Regions from separate parts of the Homo sapiens genome. Here region 1 is linked to region 2. Evidence: read pairs that join two places in POLR2A ChIA-PET (ENCODE). Cell type or tissue: MCF 10A. All regions are shown on one strand. Each heading gives the region's core, and the rest is flanking DNA. Links, peaks and the distances in the headings are about the cores only.

Evidence for each region. ChIA-PET counts read pairs that join two places held together with the same protein. Peaks named below come from ENCODE experiments on the same cell type or tissue, not always from the same donor. Only the 100,000 strongest peaks of a DNase experiment are listed, where the experiment ranks them.
Region 1: POLR2A ChIA-PET joins it to region 2 with 5 read pairs; 3 of 35 experiments call an interaction of 5 or more read pairs at or near these places.

The regions. Positions count from the first base shown.
Region 1 is chr12:10,449,797-10,459,698 of GRCh38, reverse strand. It overlaps KLRC1 (killer cell lectin like receptor C1), which reads left to right and starts at 6,322. Exons shown (of 7, transcript NM_002259.5): 1 at 6,322-6,501; 2 at 8,512-8,729; 3 at 9,120-9,215; 4 at 9,732-9,785. The coding sequence starts at 8,543. In MCF 10A, for the core only: no CTCF peak of the experiment used is centred there; a DNase peak (open chromatin) is centred at 6,318.
Region 2 is chr12:10,366,225-10,376,418 of GRCh38, reverse strand. KLRC4-KLRK1 (KLRC4-KLRK1 readthrough) reads left to right here. Exons shown (of 13, transcript NM_001199805.1): 13 at 3,188-4,066. The coding sequence ends at 3,305. It overlaps KLRK1 (killer cell lectin like receptor K1), which reads left to right. Exons shown (of 8, transcript NM_007360.4): 8 at 3,188-4,066. The coding sequence ends at 3,305. KLRK1-AS1 (KLRK1 antisense RNA 1) reads right to left here. Exons shown (of 4, transcript NR_120430.1): 2 at 2,283-2,384. Among named protein-coding and RNA genes, the nearest start is that of KLRK1-AS1, 7.6 kb to the right of the region's middle. RefSeq lists a silencer at 4,022-4,222. In MCF 10A, for the core only: no CTCF peak of the experiment used is centred there; a DNase peak (open chromatin) is centred at 2,258.

The sequences.
Region 1 (9,902 bases), core at 1,903-9,902, 82 kb before region 2:
TCAATGTCACAAATCGTTACAGAAATGCAATCAAAGCCACAATGAGATACCACTTTACACTAGTAAAAATGACTATATAAGAGTAAAAAAAAAAAAAAAAAAAAAAAAGATGCTGGCAAGGTTGTGGAGAAAAGGGAACACTTATACACCATTTATGAGAGTGCAAATTAGTTCGACCCTTGTGGAAAGCAGTATGGTGATTCCTCAAAAAGCTAAAAGAGGAACTACCATTCAACCCAGCCATCCCATTACTGGGTATATACCCAGAGGAATATAAATGATTTTACGTTAATGACACATGTATGCAAATGTTCACTGCAGCACTATTTATGATAGCAAAGACAAGGAATCAACCTAAATGCCCATCAATGACAGATTGGATAAAGAAAATGTGGTACATAAACATCATGGAATAATATGCAGCCATAAAAAAGAACAAGATTATATATTTAGTGGGAATGTTGGTGGAGATCAAGGCTATTATCCTCAGAAAACTAACAGGAGCAGAAAACCAAACACTGCATGTTCTCACTTATAAGTACAAGTTAAATGATGAGAACATATGAACACAAGGAAAGAAACAACAGACACTGGGGCCTACTTGAGAGTGGAGAGTGGTGGGAGGAGGGAGAGGAGCAGAAAAGATAACTATTGGGTACTGGGCTTCATACTTGGGTGATGAAATAATTTGTAAATAAACCCCCACGACATGAGTTTACCTATGTAATAAACCCTCACATGTATTCTAAACCTAAAACTAAAAGATGAGAAAAAGACTGCCAAAAGGCTACCAGAACTGATAAATGATCTTAGTAAGGTCTCAGGATATCAAATCAATGTATCAAAAGCAGTAGCATTCCCATACACTAATAATCTCCAGGCTGAGAGTAAAATATAAAACACAATCCCATTTATGATACACACAAAGAAAATGAAATACATAGGAATAAATACAGCCTACCAGGGAGGTGAAAGATCTCTACAAGGAGAACTACAAAATTCTACTGAAAAAAATCAAAGATAACACAAATTAATGGAAAAACTTTCCAAGCTCATGTATTGGAAGGATCAATATTGTTAAAATGGCCTTACTGCTTAAGGCAATTTACAGATTCAGTGCAATTCCTATCAAACTACCAATGCCATTCTTCACAGAATTAGAAAAAAACTATTCTAAAATTCATATGGAACCAAAAAAGAGCCTGAATAGCTAAAGCAATTTTAAGCAAAAAGAAGAAAGCTGGAGGCATTACACTGTCCAACTTCCAATTTTACAATAAGACTACGGTAATCAGAACAGCATGGTATGGTACAAAGTAGACATCTATCCTAATGGAACAGAATAGAAAACTCAGAAATAAAGCTGCACACTTACAGCCATCTGATTTTCAAAAAGACAGACAAGAAAAAAAGGAATATAAATGGACTGCTTATACAATAAATGATGCTATGAAATCGCCTTGTTGTCTAGGGTAATATCTGAGGTTTGTTGTCCCATGACCACAGAAAACTAGGACGTGAACACACCAGAGTGAGGTTAAGACAGGAAGTTTAATGGGCAAAAGAAAGAGAAGAGATCTCTGCCCAGGGATGGGTACTGGAGAAATGGGTTGCTGCTTCTGCAGTGAAATGTAGAAGGTTTTATAGATGAGCTTGAGGGGGCAGTGTCTGATTTACATAGGGCACGAAAGATTGGTCGGACTAGGCATGCCATTTGCATAGCGCTTAAAGAAGCTGGCCACTCAACCCTAGTCTTTTATTATGCAGATGGTTGTCTACCTGGCCTGTGCCATGTTGCCTGGTTCTTTATTAGTGACAAAGAAAAGGGAAGATGGAGCCTCCAGGTTGAAAATGCCTGGCTTCCAGTCAGCCCCTTTTCTATTGGCACAGCTGCCAGCATGCACACATGCAAGTCTCCAGCCTGCTTATCTATGTCTGCTGCTTCATTTTTCAGGCTGCTCTTTGTTAGAAAAGAAGTTATTTGGGGCTGCTTTTTGTTAAAAGGGAAGCCTTGCTGAGAATTCCTTTACCCTCACTATCTGCCTAAATAATTTCTTTCTCGTTCCTGTATCACTAGTGTAACTGTCTAGCCATGTGCAGAAGAGTTAAAATGGACCCTTACCTTTCACCATATAGAAGAATTAACTCAAGATAATTAAAATTTTAAATGTGATACCTCAATCTGTAAAAATTTTAGAAGAACACCTAGGAAATACCTTTCTCAACATCAGCCTTGGCAAACAATTTTTTGGCTATGTCCTTAAAAGCAAGGGCAATAAAAACAAAAATTGACAAATGAGACCTAAACTAAAAAGCTTCTGCACAGCAAAATAAACTATTAATGAAATATACAGACAACCTACAGAGTGGGAAAAATTATTTGCAAACTATGCATCTGACAAAGGTCTAATATCCAGAATCTATAAGGAATTTAAACAGAACAACAAGGAAAAACAATAACCTCATTTAAAAATGGGCACAGGACATAAACAGACACTCCTTAAAAGAAGACATACAAGTATCCAGCAAGCATATTAAAAAACACTTATCATCACTAATCAACAGAGAAATGCAAATCAAAACCACAGTAAGATACCATCTTACACTAGTCAGAATGACCACTATTTAAAAGTCCAAAAACAACAGATGCTGATGAGGCTGCAGAAAAAAGAAAATGCTAATACACTATTGGTGGGAATGTAAACTAGCCTAACCGCTGTGGAAAGTAGTTTGGAGATTTCTCATAATACTTCAAACAGAGCTACCATTTGACCCTCAATTGCACTACTGGGAATATAACCAAATGAAAATAGATCATTATATCAAAAAGACGCATGCACTCACATTTTTATCACAGCACTATTCACAACAGCAAAGATATGGAATCAACTTATGTGCTCATCAGTGGTGGACTGGATAAAGAAAATGTGGCATATATACACCATGGACTAGTACTCAGCCATAAAAAAGATAAAACCATGTCCTCTACAGCAACATGGACAGAGCTGGAGGCCATAATCCTAAGCAAATTAATGCAGGAACAGAAAACCAACTACTGAAGGTTCTCACTTATAAGTGGGAGCTAAACACTGAGCACCCTTAGACGTAAATATGGGAACAAAAGACACTGCAGACTACTAGAGGGGAGAGGAGAGCAGGGAAGAATGGTTCAGAAAACTACCTACTTTGGATTATACTCACTATTCTGGTATAATATACCCATGTAACAAACCAGCACATGTACTCCCTGTATCTAAAAATAAAAGTTGAAAGAAAAAAAATTGGAAAAATTCTCAAGGACAGTTGACTGGCCAAAGATTTTTTGAGTAATACCCCACAATCACAGGAAACCAAAGCAAAAATGGACAAACGAGATCACATTAAGCTAAAAAATAAACAAAACCCCCCCACGAGATTCTCTTATCTTAGACTTTTGACAATTTGATTATATTATGCCTCATAATAGTCTTTTCTGGGCTGATCTTGCTCATGATTCATTGAGCTTCATGAATCTGGATTTCCATATCCTTCCCAAGTGAGGAAGGTTTTCAGACAGTATGTCTTTAAAGAAAAAATATTTTTGACTTTTTATGTCTCTCTTCTCCTTCTGAAGTTTCTATACTTTCTATACCATATTCTTGGTGGTGTCTCAAAGGTCTCATGCTTTCTTTGCCACTTTTTATTCTTTTTTTACTCTAATTTGTTAATTTTAAAAGACTCTTTTTTTGAGTTCACTAATTCCTCTGCATGATTGAGTCGGGCATTAAAACTCTCTATTGACTTATTTATTTCTTTCATTGTGTTCTTCAGCTCCAGAATTTTTGTTTGGTTCTTTTTAATAGTTTATATTTCTTTATTAAATTTTTATTTTGTTCATGTATTTTTTGTTTTAGTTGTATTTTTTGTTTACTCTTTTCTTTTGCATCTCACTGAGATTTTTTAAGATGATTGTTTTGAATTACTTTAAAGGAAACTTATAGATCTCCATTTATTTGGATCAGTTGCTAAAGCTTTATTAGTTTCCTTTGGTGGTGTCATATTTGTCTGATGCTTTGTTATTTGTTTATCCTTGTACTGATGTCTGTGCATTTGAAAGAGCAGACTCTCTTTCAGTCTTTACAGACTGGTTTCGGTAGGTTAAAAGCTTCTCCTGTTAGTGTCCTGGGCTGATGAGATTGCCTTCAGTATCATGGTTGAATGGGGTTACAGCCAGATCACATGGTTGCTTACGGGTCCAGAGTGGGATCTTTGGTTCATGATCCTTTTACTAGGGCTTCTAGCAGGCTTGTATCCTATTTAGTGCCTCAGAGGGCCAAACTGGCTCTAGAATCATACTGTATAGGGCTGGGGAGGGGATGAGGGTCCACTTCAAGGTCTGTAAATGGTGGGTCTATTATTAGGTGTGTAGTTGGGGAAGAGTTTATCTAGTTTGCTGGGAAGGCTGCTCATGGGTCTCTGAGTGGGTTCCTCAACCTGTGGCACAGAGGAGTTAGTGCTAAGTCACAAGGTTTCCTCGGGGTCTATAGCTGAAACCAGTGTCTTCATGTCTGTCTCTGGGGTCATGGTTGAGTGTGTTTTCTGGCAGGTCTGTGGGCAGGCAGATTTGCCTCAGACTGTAGTTGAGTTGGGCTGGAGCTGGATCCAGAATTGTTTCAAGATCTGAAATAAAACTAAGGTCTGTGCCTGCAGGGGCACTAATGATGTCTCTCTCCAGGTCCCTGTATGGGCAAACTGCTCTCTAGCATAGCTGAGAAGTGTCGAAGCCCCTTTTCTGTCCAATTAAAGGATCTGCTGTGAAACCTAGGTCAATGGTCTCCTAGTTGGGACATGGATGCACATGTCCTCCCTCTGTATCCCTGAGCTGGCAAGACTGCTCACAGTCCACAGCTGAGAAGGGTGAAGGTCAAGATTCAAGGCTGTTTCAGAAACTACCGTGGAACTGAAGTCAGCAAGCCTGTACTGCTGACAAAGATGATTGAGTCTCACAGCAATTTCCTGTGATTAACTCAGGTCACAGTTGAGAGGAGTTTGAGTGGAGATTCAGGGCCATTTTAGTATCTTCTGTAGGACAGAGGTCAGCAAGCATGCCCCAGAGGTACAGATGTATATGTCTCCCAGGAAGTCTCTGTGGGTGAAGGACTGATCTCAAGTTGTGGCTGACACTAGTTAAAGCCAAGTTAGAGGGCTGTTTCAGGGTCTACATTGAGACTACAGTTGATATGCCTACCTCCTGAGACACTAGTGTGTGAGTCTCCTCCTGGGCCCCTGGGCAAATGGTTTTGGCAGCATGACCAAGGCCTAAATGGGGCTGAAGGCAAGCACAGGAGGATGGGTCCCTTTTCAGGTCTGGAGATGGAATCACTGTTGGTAAGTCTGCCACTTGGATGCAAATCTATTCCCTAAAACAACCTTCCTAGGTCTTGGGTTCCACTGGCATTTTACAAACTCCTACTTGAATTCCAAACTCCCTCAAAGGAACTTTTGTCTGTGGATGGCTGAAAAATTATTGTTGCTGTGGGGGCATATGTGTGGGGGACCACCTATTCTGCCAATTTACTGACTTTCCTCCTAGTAAGATTTTAAAATTACTTTTTCCCCATACATAGTTTGACTTCAGTTTTTGTCATTTACAACTAAATATTTCTATGAAAGTCGACATAATTTGTTATGGCGGAGGATGAATAAATGAAGAATGTAATGAATAGCTATTTAATATTTCAATTTCTGGTATGCTAATATATTTCAAAATTGATTAATATTTTACCTATCCAAGATATTTTTATCAAGGGTAATCTGAAGATTAAATAATCTATTTTTAAAAATTAAGTGCAAAAATTTAAGAACTAAGAGAAGTTAATAATATAACTTTGGCAATGATGCTTTTTGTGCCAGCTACAATCAATTGAGTAATTACTGCAGTAATTTTTCAGAATAATTAAGGAAAAAATCAGTAGATATCAGTTGATAATATTACTATGAGTTTTAGAATGTTTTCTATTATAATGGAAGTGACATAATAAAATAATATAAAGAAAAGAAGTATGCAATGTTAAGATTTAGCAACCTAGTCTAAAAGGCACTCTTAACAAGGTGAGGGTTGACAATGTTCGTGATCAAGACAGAAAAAAAAAAAATTCTCATAGGCACTTGAAAAATGAACCAACTAAATGACACACTTTCAAAGTCAACCTTGTACTTTTAATAGACCAAGTATCCTATATTTTGGAGGTGTGTGATGAGATAAAACTGATTTCACAATAGCCCATGTGTAGAATTTCCTGTTCAAACCTTAGTAACACGTTGATGAGAAATCTACTTTTTCCACTCTTGACTCACTCTGAGCCTTCACAGGGCAGTCTGCGAAGATTGCAGGCATTGTTTGTTCTTGTCTTGGATTTATGCCTTTAAATTTCACCTTTTATTACACAGCTATAGCAGGCCTTTTTATGAGACTAACCTGGCCTCTCCACTAAAGGATGTGTGACTTTCTGGGGACAGAAGGTATGTATTGCTACTCTCCAACTCTCTACTAGCCTACCTCATTTAGTGGGTGATTTCAAGTGCTCAATATGATACAAAGGAGGTATAATTAATATACAATAAAATCAAAGTAGAATATTGCTGTCTTCATTTGAATAACTCAGGGTAAAAACCTAAAATATGAAATATGTTGAAGGATTTCTTAAAGTTTTCAAATTATTGTTTGTGGAAATCTAGTGGGTTTGTTGATCAATATCGTTTAAGGGAAAGCTATTAACATCACAATAATGAACAATTAATTTTGTATTTTGTAATCAGTACATCATGTATCTTTGAATAATAATTTATATTTAGCTTAGCCATTAAAGATTATTAAAATAAATCAATCAATTGATGAAAGCCAAATACAATTCCTCAGACACGTAGATTAGAGAAAAGCAGTTTTTATTTTTAATAAAAATCAGAATGAGGTAGATTACATAAAATGCTAAAGGTATTACAAAGCAATAAAAATACTTTTTAAAAATTGATCAAAATATTGCAAAAAAAGATGTAGCGCATGGACATAGGAGACTTATCTGAAGATTTATTTTCCATGCTTTAACTGACATGAATCAGAAACAGTAACATAACAATTGTGACTAAAATAATAATTAAAGTAGCTAATGCTTATTGAGAACTTTAAGTGCCAGGTTGAGTGGTAAATGTTTTACATGCAACGTTTTATATGTTCTTATGCCCATTTTAGATTAACAAACTGGGTTATTAAAAATAGAATAACTTTTTAAAGGTCGCACATTATAAGTGTCAAAGCTAGAATTAATTCTAGATCTCACTGACTCCAGAGCCCATTGACTAAATGATTTAATTACATTATCTGAAATTTTACAAGTACTTATACAACTAAAGTGGCCTTTACTCACTTTGACAACCATAAAATCATTCTATAAGTTTAAATGAAATGTGCTTTAACATGAATTACCTATACTTTTATTTATCATTTTTTGGTTCATAATTTAGCCAGGAAATAAATTACCAATTACTAATTAAATTACCAATACTTCTGTAAGTATTAACAATTTATGTAGTGTTCCTAATACTATTTAGGTTATGCATAAGTTAACTGTGTCACATAGCATTTTCTGTCATATACAAATATTTAATTTTTTATAATTTTTAATAAATAATTTTTAATAATTTCTTAGAACATTTCAGCCATTAAGAAAAGACCATTTAATTACCTCTATTGATTTTCATTAATGTGTATAAATTACTAATTAAAAGTAATGTAGTGCAAGAAATTTTTATATATATATATGTCAACTTTACTATTACTCATGTGCAGACCACATAGTCTTAACCATTACTGGATTTCAAAATTAACATAAAAATGAGTGCAGAAGTTTTTCTAATACAACATTTTAATTTTTAACACAGGTAAAACATCAGACTTTAAGAAATATATTTTTATTCCTGAACTTCTTTATTCCTTAGTAATTTATTGCTTCTCATTGCCCCAGCAATAATATTTTGTCAAATGCAGAAAATTTATCTTTTTTTTTTGAGTCGGAGTCTCACTCTGTCGCCCAGGCTGGAGTGCAGTGGCACAATCTCCGCTCACTGCAACCTCTGCCGCCCATGTTCAAGAGATTCTCCTGCCTCAGCCTCCCGAGTAGCTAGGACTACAGGCGCCTGACATCATGCCCGACTACTTTTTGTATTTTTAGTAGAGACGGAGTTTCACCGTGTTAGCCAGGATGGTCTCGATCTCCTGACCTCGTGATCGGCATGCCTCGGCCTCCCAAAGTGCTGGGATTACAGGCGTGAGCCACCGCGCCCGGCCTAAAAATCTTTTTTTAAAACAAATATTCATAAGAAACGTGTTTAGGCTTGAAGAAAATCAGAGAAAGAACTTTAGATTATTTAATGCAAAATGAGCTCCAATACTCGTTCTCCACCTCACCCTTTTAATTGCACTAGGGAATCCTGTATATAAACCATTTATTAACTTCTTAACTACTGTTATTATAGAGTACAGTCCCTGACATCACACACTGCAGAGATGGATAACCAAGGAGTAATCTACTCAGACCTGAATCTGCCCCCAAACCCAAAGAGGCAGCAACGAAAACCTAAAGGCAATAAAAACTCCATTTTAGCAACTGAACAGGAAATAACCTATGCGGAATTAAACCTTCAAAAAGCTTCTCAGGATTTTCAAGGGAATGACAAAACCTATCACTGCAAAGGTAAAGCATTTAAAAGATCCTCAATATAACAGTCTAGGATGTGCAGCTTGGGGTACAGGAATGTGGGGAAAGAGAAGGGAGTGCTCATATATCTTCTATTTGCAAAGATCAGAATTCCAAGTTGAGATATGCTATTTCAATGTAAAGTATGAAGACTGATTGAACTCATTGTTGAAGTTTGTAGTCTTTGTCAAATAATTCATGGAGCATTATTTTTCCTGAAAATTCAATGGTATATTATTCTGAGAAAAAGATTACAATGGGAGATGAGGGTTTGGGGTCCAAGTTTCTCTGTATGATTCCTGTGCATTCAGGTTCTCTTGTCTGTGAATCTTCTAAACGACTGTATCCACCTCTCCTTTCGCACTGTTCCCATTTCTCTCCCTGCAGATTTACCATCAGCTCCAGAGAAGCTCATTGTTGGGATCCTGGGAATTATCTGTCTTATCTTAATGGCCTCTGTGGTAACGATAGTTGTTATTCCCTGTAAGTCTATTTTCGAAGATTACAAGGGGAATTTTCACGTTAATGATTGAATGTGCCTCTAAACATTTCATATTTTCAGGGAATAGAGTTCTCATTGTAATGTATATATTTGGACTAAATGTGGAATGATTATTCTGAATTTGTCAAAGAATAAATGAAAGAATAATTGTTGAAAGTATTCGCTTCTGATGCAATCGTATGTATATATTTGGATTTCATAACTCAAAAATATGTTCTAGGAGTCTGAAAAACCTTACTGAGAAATAGAAATTAATTTTTGAAAGTAGTTAAATCAAGAATTATAAGAACTATATGAGATGGTGAAATTTGGTTCTTTAGATCTATGAAATACTTTTCCAAAAAACCACCATTACTTTATCAAATTTTTCTTAAAATCAATTTTATTCCATATTATTCTAACTCTAAATAATACAAAAAAATTCAAACAAAAACTTAAAATTATTATGATTGATTTAGATGCTAATTTTTTTACAAAGATTACTTTAATTTTTCTAGCTACATTAATACAGAGGCACAACAATTCTTCCCTGAATACAAGAACTCAGAAAGGTATATAATAATTTTTAAAGTTTTAATATTGTACAGTTTATTTTTTCTTGATCTTAGGCTGTACAAAAATAAAATTTTGGGTGAAAAATTATAAAATTTGGCAATAAGTGTTCATAA
Region 2 (10,194 bases), core at 794-8,793:
TTTAGTTTTCAACATTTGTGAATTTTTCAGACATTTTTATTATTGATTTCTAATTTAATTTCATTTTCATTAGCGAATTATTTTGTATAATTTAAAACTTAAATTTATTGACATCAGTGTTATGGACTAGACTATAGTGTGTTTTTAAAAATGTTTTAGGTGTATTTGATCAGAAATGTTTATTCTGCTGTTTTCTATGTATTCTATGTGATAACCTTTGAAATACAAAGTTTTGTAATATGGCTGGTAGAAACAGGCAAAATACTAGACCCTATGTTAGCACTAAGTATTGTTTACCCTAAATCTTTTCAGACAGTTCTTTCTCCATCCTGGAGTAGTTTTTTACATACATGCATTAGTAAGTACTCTGCTGAATATTCAAAGGTGACCTTCTGCATATCTTTACATTTCTTTATTTCTTCAAATCTCTTATCTCCATTTCTGTGTCCGGTGAACTACAGCTTGGTCTTTCTGGATTCTGAAGTGTCCCATGTCTGTAGTTTTTATAGCCTGCTCTTTTACCCACTTGATTGCACAGAGCAATTCAGCACACCCAGACTAAGTGACAACATCTTAATGTTCACTGATCTTATGAATATAGTTGTAATTCTCCAGATTAATGCTAGAGTATTCAAGAAAGGTCATTTCTACCATTTGAAAGATCTGACCTGTCACTACACTGTTCAGTAATTTCTTCATTCAGCTACAACGATCAGGAATGAAACCTAAGCATTTTGTCACTACTGCTTTTCCTTTTTTCAGTCTCATAATATCACAAATATTGCAGAAGTCCTCTAGATTGTAAATATTATAATTCTTTATTTCAAGGGGACTTTAGATATTTGAATTTCCAATTCTTCAATGTAATAAAAAGTCACAACAATATCAATGTTAAAATTAGGTTAATTAGGTGCTTCCTGTCTGTCAGACACAGATTTAAGCACTTAAATGTATCCTTTCATTAAATATACTTAACAATCCTGTATACAGGTGTTATTTTAACCTAATTCTAATGGTATACAACAGAATCTTAACATGTTAAATAACTCACTTAAGTTACAAAATGAATAATTGTTGCAATGAGGACTCAAATATATATATTTCTGGCTCTGGAGCCAGACTTACTATTAAATGACTAAAAAAGTGCTCTTTTCGCTGATTTTTAAATTTACTTTGCTACTTTAATGATTAATTGGCAATGATCAATGCACAACCTTTTACTCTCATGTGTTATTTTCAATTTTCCCCTTGTGTTTATTGTAGCAAGAACTCCCTACCTTCCTTCCTTATTATCTATTTGTAATTTGGAAGCCCCAGTATACCTTAGAATTGATCCAGGATGGCCTCATTTATGTATGGCTTGAGAGTTTTTTTAACAGAAAAAACATTGATTCTCTAAAAAATAAGAGTTTATATCATAGTTTCTCAATATTTTCCTATCTACAAGGACAAAATTTTTTTTCAGAAGCAAAACAACTAGCATACTAACTTTCTGTTTATGCATGTAGTAAATATTGGTTGATTACTGCACAATTTCCAGGAATTATGCAGAGATAACTACAGAGATGAGTAGAATAAAACTCATTTTAGAGCTTCAAACTCTAGTCAGAGATGTAGTTACAAACAAATAATCCAGTGTAGTTAGTTAGGTACTCTGGCAGAAGTGTAATGAAAGTAGTATGAAAAAACAGAGAAAGAAATCGAAGGAACACATGGACAAAGTGATATTAAAAAGAATGAGGCCGGGTGCAGTGGCTCACGCCTGTGATCCCAGCACTTTGGGAGGACCTGAGGTCAGGAGTTCAAGTCCAGCTTGGCCAACATGGTGAAAGCTCATCTTTACTAAAAATACAAAAATTAGCCAGATGTGGTGGCAAGTGCCTGTAACCCCAGCTACTCCTGAGGCTGAGGGGCAGCAGAATTGCTTGAACCCAGGAGGTGGAGGTTGCAGTGAGCCGAGATTGCGCCACTGCACTCCAGCCTGGCTGACAAGAGCAAAACACTGTCAAAAAAAAAAAAAAGAGAGAGAGGAAAGAAAGAAAAAAAGAACGAGACTCTAATGTAGACTGAACCTAGTAAGAGCAGTTATTAAAAAATCTCAGCTGGGGCCGGGTGCAGTGGCTCACACCTGTAATCCCAGCACTTTGGGAGGCCGAGGTGGGTGTATTGCTTTAGGTCAGGAGTTTATAACCAGCCTGGCAACGTAGTGAAACACCATCTCTACTAAAAATAAAAAAATTAGCCGGATGTGGTGGCACATGCCTGTAATCCCAGCTACTTACGAAACTGACACAGGAGAATCACTTGAACTTGGGAGGCAGAGTTTGCAGTGAGCCGAGATTGAACCAGTGCACTCCAGCCTTGGCAGCGGAGCAAGATTCTGTCTAAAAACAAACAAACAACAAAACAAAAACTCTTTAAGAATAGTTTTCTCCCTACAGTGGCCGATTGTTCAGTTACAGAACAGAGATCATTACATCGTCTTTTTAAATAGGGATAGCATCAGACCATAATCTTTTTATTTTTTTGTCAATTTTACATTGAAGTGACATCCTCACTCTTTCTTGAGCTTTCTATTTCCCATCTCTTATGAAAGAAAACAAAGTATCATTATTAATCATATAACTCCAAAAGATTAAAGATGCCAGAGTAAAACACATATATAGATATAGAAATCTCCACATGGAATGCCTAAACATATGCACACACACACACACACACACTTATACACACTTGTGAATGTGTGTATGTATGTATTAGATTTGAAATTTTATTTTCATTTCCTTACCAAGTAAAATTGCATATATCTGAAGAAAATGTTTTATTTTTCCACAAAACACAGTATCAAATTCTAAATTGAACACTGAATTTATTTCTCACTTAAATATTTGTTTTAAAATAAACATTCTAAAGTTTTCATTTAACTTGGGTATACATATGAAGAGATTTTAGACTTCAGAATTGGCTAGTTTCTGATGTATGATAAAAAGAGTGGCGCATTATTTATAATTTTTATTTTTATTATCTGAGTTGGCTATATTTTGTTTATGAATTAGGACCAGGCATGGTCCATAATCTCCTAAAATGGTATTAAGTTCCTGTATTTGAAGTTCAATAGGTATGATTCATTTTTATTTTCCCGCGTTAATAAAATCATGTATGTAATTTGTAATTGTCTCTCCTCTAGACTAACAATAATTGAAATGCAGAAGGGAGACTGTGCACTCTATGCCTCGAGCTTTAAAGGCTATATAGAAAACTGTTCAACTCCAAATACGTACATCTGCATGCAAAGGACTGTGTAAAGATGATCAACCATCTCAATAAAAGCCAGGAACAGAGAAGAGATTACACCAGCGGTAACACTGCCAACTGAGACTAAAGGAAACAAACAAAAACAGGACAAAATGACCAAAGACTGTCAGATTTCTTAGACTCCACAGGACCAAACCATAGAACAATTTCACTGCAAACATGCATGATTCTCCAAGACAAAAGAAGAGAGATCCTAAAGGCAATTCAGATATCCCCAAGGCTGCCTCTCCCACCACAAGCCCAGAGTGGATGGGCTGGGGGAGGGGTGCTGTTTTAATTTCTAAAGGTAGGACCAACACCCAGGGGATCAGTGAAGGAAGAGAAGGCCAGCAGATCACTGAGAGTGCAACCCCACCCTCCACAGGAAATTGCCTCATGGGCAGGGCCACAGCAGAGAGACACAGCATGGGCAGTGCCTTCCCTGCCTGTGGGGGTCATGCTGCCACTTTTAATGGGTCCTCCACCCAACGGGGTCAGGGAGGTGGTGCTGCCCCAGTGGGCCATGATTATCTTAAAGGCATTATTCTCCAGCCTTAAGTAAGATCTTAGGACGTTTCCTTTGCTATGATTTGTACTTGCTTGAGTCCCATGACTGTTTCTCTTCCTCTCTTTCTTCCTTTTGGAATAGTAATATCCATCCTATGTTTGTCCCACTATTGTATTTTGGAAGCACATAACTTGTTTGGTTTCACAGGTTCACAGTTAAGAAGGAATTTTGCCTCTGAATAAATAGAATCTTGAGTCTCATGCATATCTTGTTTGATGATATTTAGATAAGATTTTGGACTTTAGACTTTACAATTGATTCCGTAAAAAGCTAAGACTTGGGGTTATTAGAATGGAATTGTTTGAAATGCTTGTTCCCCGGTGTCATAAAGAAATAGGACTTGAACATAAATTTAATTTATTTAGTAAGGCCATTTTTTACTTCCTGCAGAAAGGGTACACTCACTAGCAGTTCTGCCATGAGAGTACACCGAACAAAGGAGACAGGGTCATTTATAACCTGACATGTCCACACTACTGCTGTGTCCGGTTTCCACTGGCTGGAACGGGACCTCACATTCTGTATTTGTCCCGATTGGCTAGCAACTTAGAACTTTTTAAAAGAGGCAAAGGTAGAGGAGAACAAAGGAAGGAGGAAGTAACTTGTGGAATGCTGAGAAAGATAAAAACACTTTTAAATAAGGAAGAGGAACAGGCTATGACCTAACGCTTGCTTGGACCAGTATAAGCATGCCAGGGCAAATATTTAGGAGCACAGGTCTTTGAATAAATTTTGCTTCTAAGAGAAGTTACTGTTTATTTCTAATTAGATGGGGAGGAAAGTCTTTGAAGAGGAACCTCTACTTTACTTTTTACAATATTCCCCCTTTTTTTATTTCATAATTCCTCCTCAGTCTTGTTTAATATGTTTTGACTTAATTCTTTGTCCTTCTAAGAGAGGTAATTTTTTTTCAATAGGGTGGAGGATAGTTAGGAGTTAACTCTGTAAGAGCAGCAGAGACAAGTTTTTGCATAAAACCTTGAAGGCAGGGCATAATATAACAGTCTACAAGAATAAGTACACCAATAGTAAGGGCAAACGAGGTGAGAATTGAATTGAAGTTAAATTTTTTTTTAATTTATGGTTACCTACCAGACCAACATGGATTTAAATTTTGCAGCTATTTGATTTTTGTGCTTTAAACTTATTTGGCACTTCTCACGGACCTTAATAACATTTACGTAAACCTGAGGATTAAAGGACTCAAGGAGTTTCCTTTGGCCTGCGGTGTTTTGTTTTTACCTTTTTAGATTGACGAAATGCCAGCGTGAAGCGGATAGCCAATTGGATTAGAGCACAAGTACTGCTCCAGTTATTTGGCCGAGTGTCCAGTAAAGGTCTTCCACAGTACCACTATACATTTGCTTGGGGATGGCTAAGCATGGACTGATGGGCAAGTTCTTGGAAAGGCTTGGGCTTCTTGTATCCTTTTATGCTTTCAAGGAACGCCAAATTTTCCTCCTGCCATGAGAGGCACAAAGTAAACTTGGCATTTAGAGGTGGAAGCTGGATTGCCCTCGGAGGCTGACCCGCAGGGTGTTGAATTTCAGGAAATAGCAGAGAGCGCTCAGTATGATGGATTATCCCAAGCAGTGGGATTTTGAAAAAGAACCACCATACACTCCATATCTGGATGACAAGGAGACCATCCAAGTGGAAAGGAGATAATCTGGGCCTCTGGCCTACCGTGTGTACAAGCGTAATAATCGCTTTTATTTAAAGTGTGAATGGATTATTTAATCCATTTCAGCCAGGAATTTGCATCTTGATATTTTGTCTTGATGGCTAAGGTCTGTCTTAGATATCTTATTTTTACAATAGACACCCTAGTTTTATTAGATGTAGGAGCAACTGGTGTGGGATCTAGAACTGAGGCTACTGAAGAAGGGGGAGATGGGGGAAAAATCCATATTTTAAAAATACCTAGGGGGTCTTTTCCATTTATGTCAATCCCCATACCACAGAAGCGACTAAGGGCAGGTCTAGAGTTAGTTAAGGTGGAGGTGGTGATAAAGAGAAGGACAGGGTTACACTGATAAGGCTGACAGTGAGAAGGGGTAGTCCTTTTAGTGAAATAGATGAGGGGTTTTAGATTTGCACAAACCTTTTTCGTGGAAGTCCAGCTTTGCTCCTGGGTAGTTTAAGGGATGTGGTCCCATTTACTACAAGGTTGCCAGCCTGTAGGAGCAGAAAATCAGCATCTTGGCTGCAGGTCATTACAACAATGACTGCTAGGGGTACCTGTGTCAGTTAGAGGGCTGGGACATAAATATTTGTGTGAAAAGGCTAGCTGTTGTTGATATTTTACATTTCCACAAGGTATGACAGAGCAAGAGTTAAAGGCAATGGTCTGAGGTGAGTCAGACTTAGTTACATTAATAACAACGGAGCTAGTAACAAAATACGGAAAGGAAAGGAAGCGATATAGAAGGTATATGAAAATTAAGCTTTCTTTAACTTTAACTTAGTAGGGCTTAATCCTAGTACAGTAACCCATGATTCTGAGAGGAAGATGTTTTCTTGACTCGAGTATGGTGGGACCATTTTTTTCTTGGCTGTGCGGACGGCAGTCTCAGTGGTTAATAGCATAAAATAGGGTTCTTCCCAGGCTGGCTTGAGTTTTTTTTTCTTTCTATCTTTTGATAAGGATGTGGTTTTCAGGCTGGTGCTGGTGTACTGGAAATTCTAGGGGTGCTACCTGTGCTAAAAGACTTTTAGCTCCAAGGGAAGGGAAAGTGGAAGATAGATTAAGTATATAATTTCTGCTGCATATCCTGGGGCTTGAGGCCTCATGGTTATGCCCCTTGCTCTATTCCTGCTCAGCGCTGCCCAGGAGACACTGTGGCCCTGCCCCCTCTTAATGTTTGGCCTTCTTATGGCCTTCACCACCCTGCACTCTGTGGCCTTGGGGATGAGGGTCCTTGTGACTTACCGGGTTGCCTTTAGGCCTTAAGAAAGCCAAACACCATTTTATATTTGACAATGTTTTTGTATGATTTTATACCAGATAAGTTAAATTTTACCATTATATTAATGTGCTATTGATGTTCAACTTAATTTTAATAAAATCTTGTAGACATTATTTATCCAATTTTAATGTCTAACTATAAGGTAAGACTTTTATAGATTCTTTAACTTTTTATAATTTTTGTTAAAGAGCAGGTTAGTGCTTTAAGAAAAATCTATAGTGATTTTATTGTAATATCCAGTTCACAGAAAAACTGGATGATACCCCTTTAACTTTAGCCAATATGTTAACACACAGAATTTCCTTTACAATTAACATTTTAAAACTTGCTTAAATCTTTAAAACAGAAAAAAAGTTTAGCCTTTAATGTAGGTAAAAATCTGTATTCTTATGCCTCTTTATAATCCTGTTATTAAAAGTATTTTTTTACATACCTTGTACATAAACTTTTTTTAATAATTTTACATTCAGGAGGCCTGTTTTTCAGTTATACAATATTTTTTGCATAAATTCCCTTTTATAGCTTTTCTTATGACTTTCACAGACAATCTTCAGCATGTCTTAACTTTCTGCCTTCCTTTTTCACTATTTTTCTAGTTTCACTCTCTGTATCTTCCTTTGATTTCTGTCTCTTCCAGTTTCTCTCTTACTTACTCTTTCCCTCTATTTCTCTCTCTCTCTCATTTGCGCTCTATTTTCCTCTCTCTCTCTCTCTCTCTCTCTCATCCTGTTTCCCTTTCTTTTCCCAAGTTCTCCTGCTCCTGCTGCGAGCCCTGCTGGGCCATGGCACGGGCCCCACCCCCACGCACACGCAGCTGTCTGTTTCTCCTGTGTTTTTTATTTTTCCTGATTTCCCTTTTTATATTTTTTCCTTTCTTTTTACACTTAGTTTCTCTGGCTGGGTGGGTGGGATTTGCCCGGCTGTAGTCTGGGCCCCAGGCAGTCACCGGCCCAGAGGATTGGCAGATGCCTGCCGCAAATTGCAAGAATTATGCCCTTTCACCTCCTCTGCTCTCCTCCCGGCACCAGTCCCCAAGCTCTTTGGGGAGAGGGACTTACCCCTTGGCGTGCCTGCCTGGCTGTTTGGCTCTATGCTTGCTGTTTTTGCTTTCTTTCCCTCTGACTTCCTCTCCTAGTTTTTTTCTTTTCTGCTGGTCTTTCTTTTTTCTCCACCTGTAGCAGGATTGATAAGGAATCAGGAACACCAAGGGGTTGAGGAGGATTTTTATTATTTAGGTGCACTGGCCCAGTTGGATTAACATCCAAATGACTGAGCCCTGAACAAAGAGTCAAGTTATCTTTTAAGTATTTTGTCTGTGGGGGAAGATTTGTGCAGGGGGAAGCATATTACAGAAGCAAGAAACAAAGACAGTTATTCAATTGAGACATACATTACATTGTTTCTTACTTTTCAAGGAAAAGCATGTTTTATGACTTGAGTTTGTCTGTCTAGTGACCTTGCAGCTGCACAGCTAGAGAAACAGGGTCTTCACAATGCCTGGGAAAGGGAGAGATAAGGCTCACTAGCCACGGAAAAACAGGCAGTTAATTTTTAAAGGACTCCAGTTCTTTCTCTTCCTCAGGGGGAATTGGGTTTTCTTACATACAACTGAGTTTTTGCTTACACATTCTTTAATTTCTTTTAATTCCTGTTCCATTCCCCCCTTTGGTGCTTTTTATAACAAATGTGTTAACAGAAAGCACCACTATTTGCCACGTCTTCGTGGAGCTGAGCTGCTGCTTCTACCAGCAGCGACTGATATCTGGTTAATGCCATCATCTGCATGGTAGTGTATCAGGCCACTATTGCCTCCATAGTTGACTGAATACTTCTAATAAACAGGGGTAAAAGGCAAGGGAGGATGAGGCAGATGCCAAGAATAACCAAGAACCCACCAATGAGGCTTTTGAATCCTCTAAAGGCTGAGAACCATCCTCCAAACAAGGAATCCGGGGACCACCCAGACCAAGTCTGAACTGGAATATGGGCCAATGTGTGCATTCTAGCGGTGATTTCCATGACAGCTCAACCATTATCATCGATTTCTAGGCAACAGTTGGTTAAATTAAATTTTCCACATACTCCTCCTCCTGAGGCTAAGAGGTAATCTAAAGCCAATCTATTTTGATATATAGCATTCCTCATTTCTGTTGTTGTATTTTTTTCCATGTGAGTTCCTTGGTGGAACTCTTTTAAAAATCTGGGGGCCACCATTTCAGGTATGGCTAGCCTCCCATTGGATAATATTTACCATCTCCTTTTAATGTAGTTTTTATTTTTCTGGGCAAAATAAGCCCTTTCATTTGGAGTGTAGCTTGGGATATCCAGGAGAGGAATCTCTGGGAGGAGAGGCATAGCTAAGGCTTCCTCTTTAAAAGGTGGAGTTGTCATTGCAGCCTGCTTTGCCTCTTTGTCTGTTTTCTTATTTTATTTTATTTTTTTAGCCTTTAGTATTCTTCCTTTTTGGTGCCCCTTGCAGTACATCACTGCCACCTTTTGGGGCCTATACAGCATTTAAGAGCTCTAGAATTTCTTCCTTATACTTTATTTCTTTACTTTCAGCAGTTAAAATTATTTTTTCTTTGTAAATAGTCTCATGAACATGCAAAGTGGCAGAAACATATCTGGAATATGTGTAAATATTTGTCTTTTGGTCTTTGGCTAGCCAGAGAGCTCTTGTCAGAGCTATTAGTTCTGCTTTCTAAGCAGAAGTTTTTGTAGGCAAAGACTGCACCTCTACTACTGAATCCAAAGTCACCACTGCATACCCAGCTTGGCGGACTCCGTTTAGTATGAAACTGCTTCCATTAGTAAAATATTCAATGTCCAGGTCCCTGAGGGATGTATCTGTCAAATCTCTCTGGCTTAAGAACACTTCATCTATCACATTTACACAGCAACGAAGGGGGTCTCCTGGCACTGACTCGATGAGGAGCAAGGTAGCCGGGTTTAGGGTATTCACCATCTCTAAAGTCAGTTTATTAGCTTCTTGTGCCAGTAGGGCAGTAGCAGCTAGTGCTTTAAAACAAGGAGGCCATCCAAGTGCCACAGAATCTAACTGCCTGGATAAGTGTGTCACTGGGCAATGCCATGACCTTATGGCTTGAGTTAGAATCTTTATGGCCTCCCTTTCACTTGTGGACATTCAAGAAGATAAGCTTAGTTAGTTAGATCTGGCAGTCCTAAAGCTGGGATCTGAGTCAAGGCTTCTTTGATTTTTTGAAAAGCCTTCTTCTGGTTGGCCTCCTAGAGGAGGAGTCCTTCTTTCCTCCTCTTTGTGGCTTTGTATAATGGCTTAGCCACAAGCAAGAAATTTGGGATCTAAATGCGGAAGAACTTTGCTGCCCTTAGGAACTCTGTTAT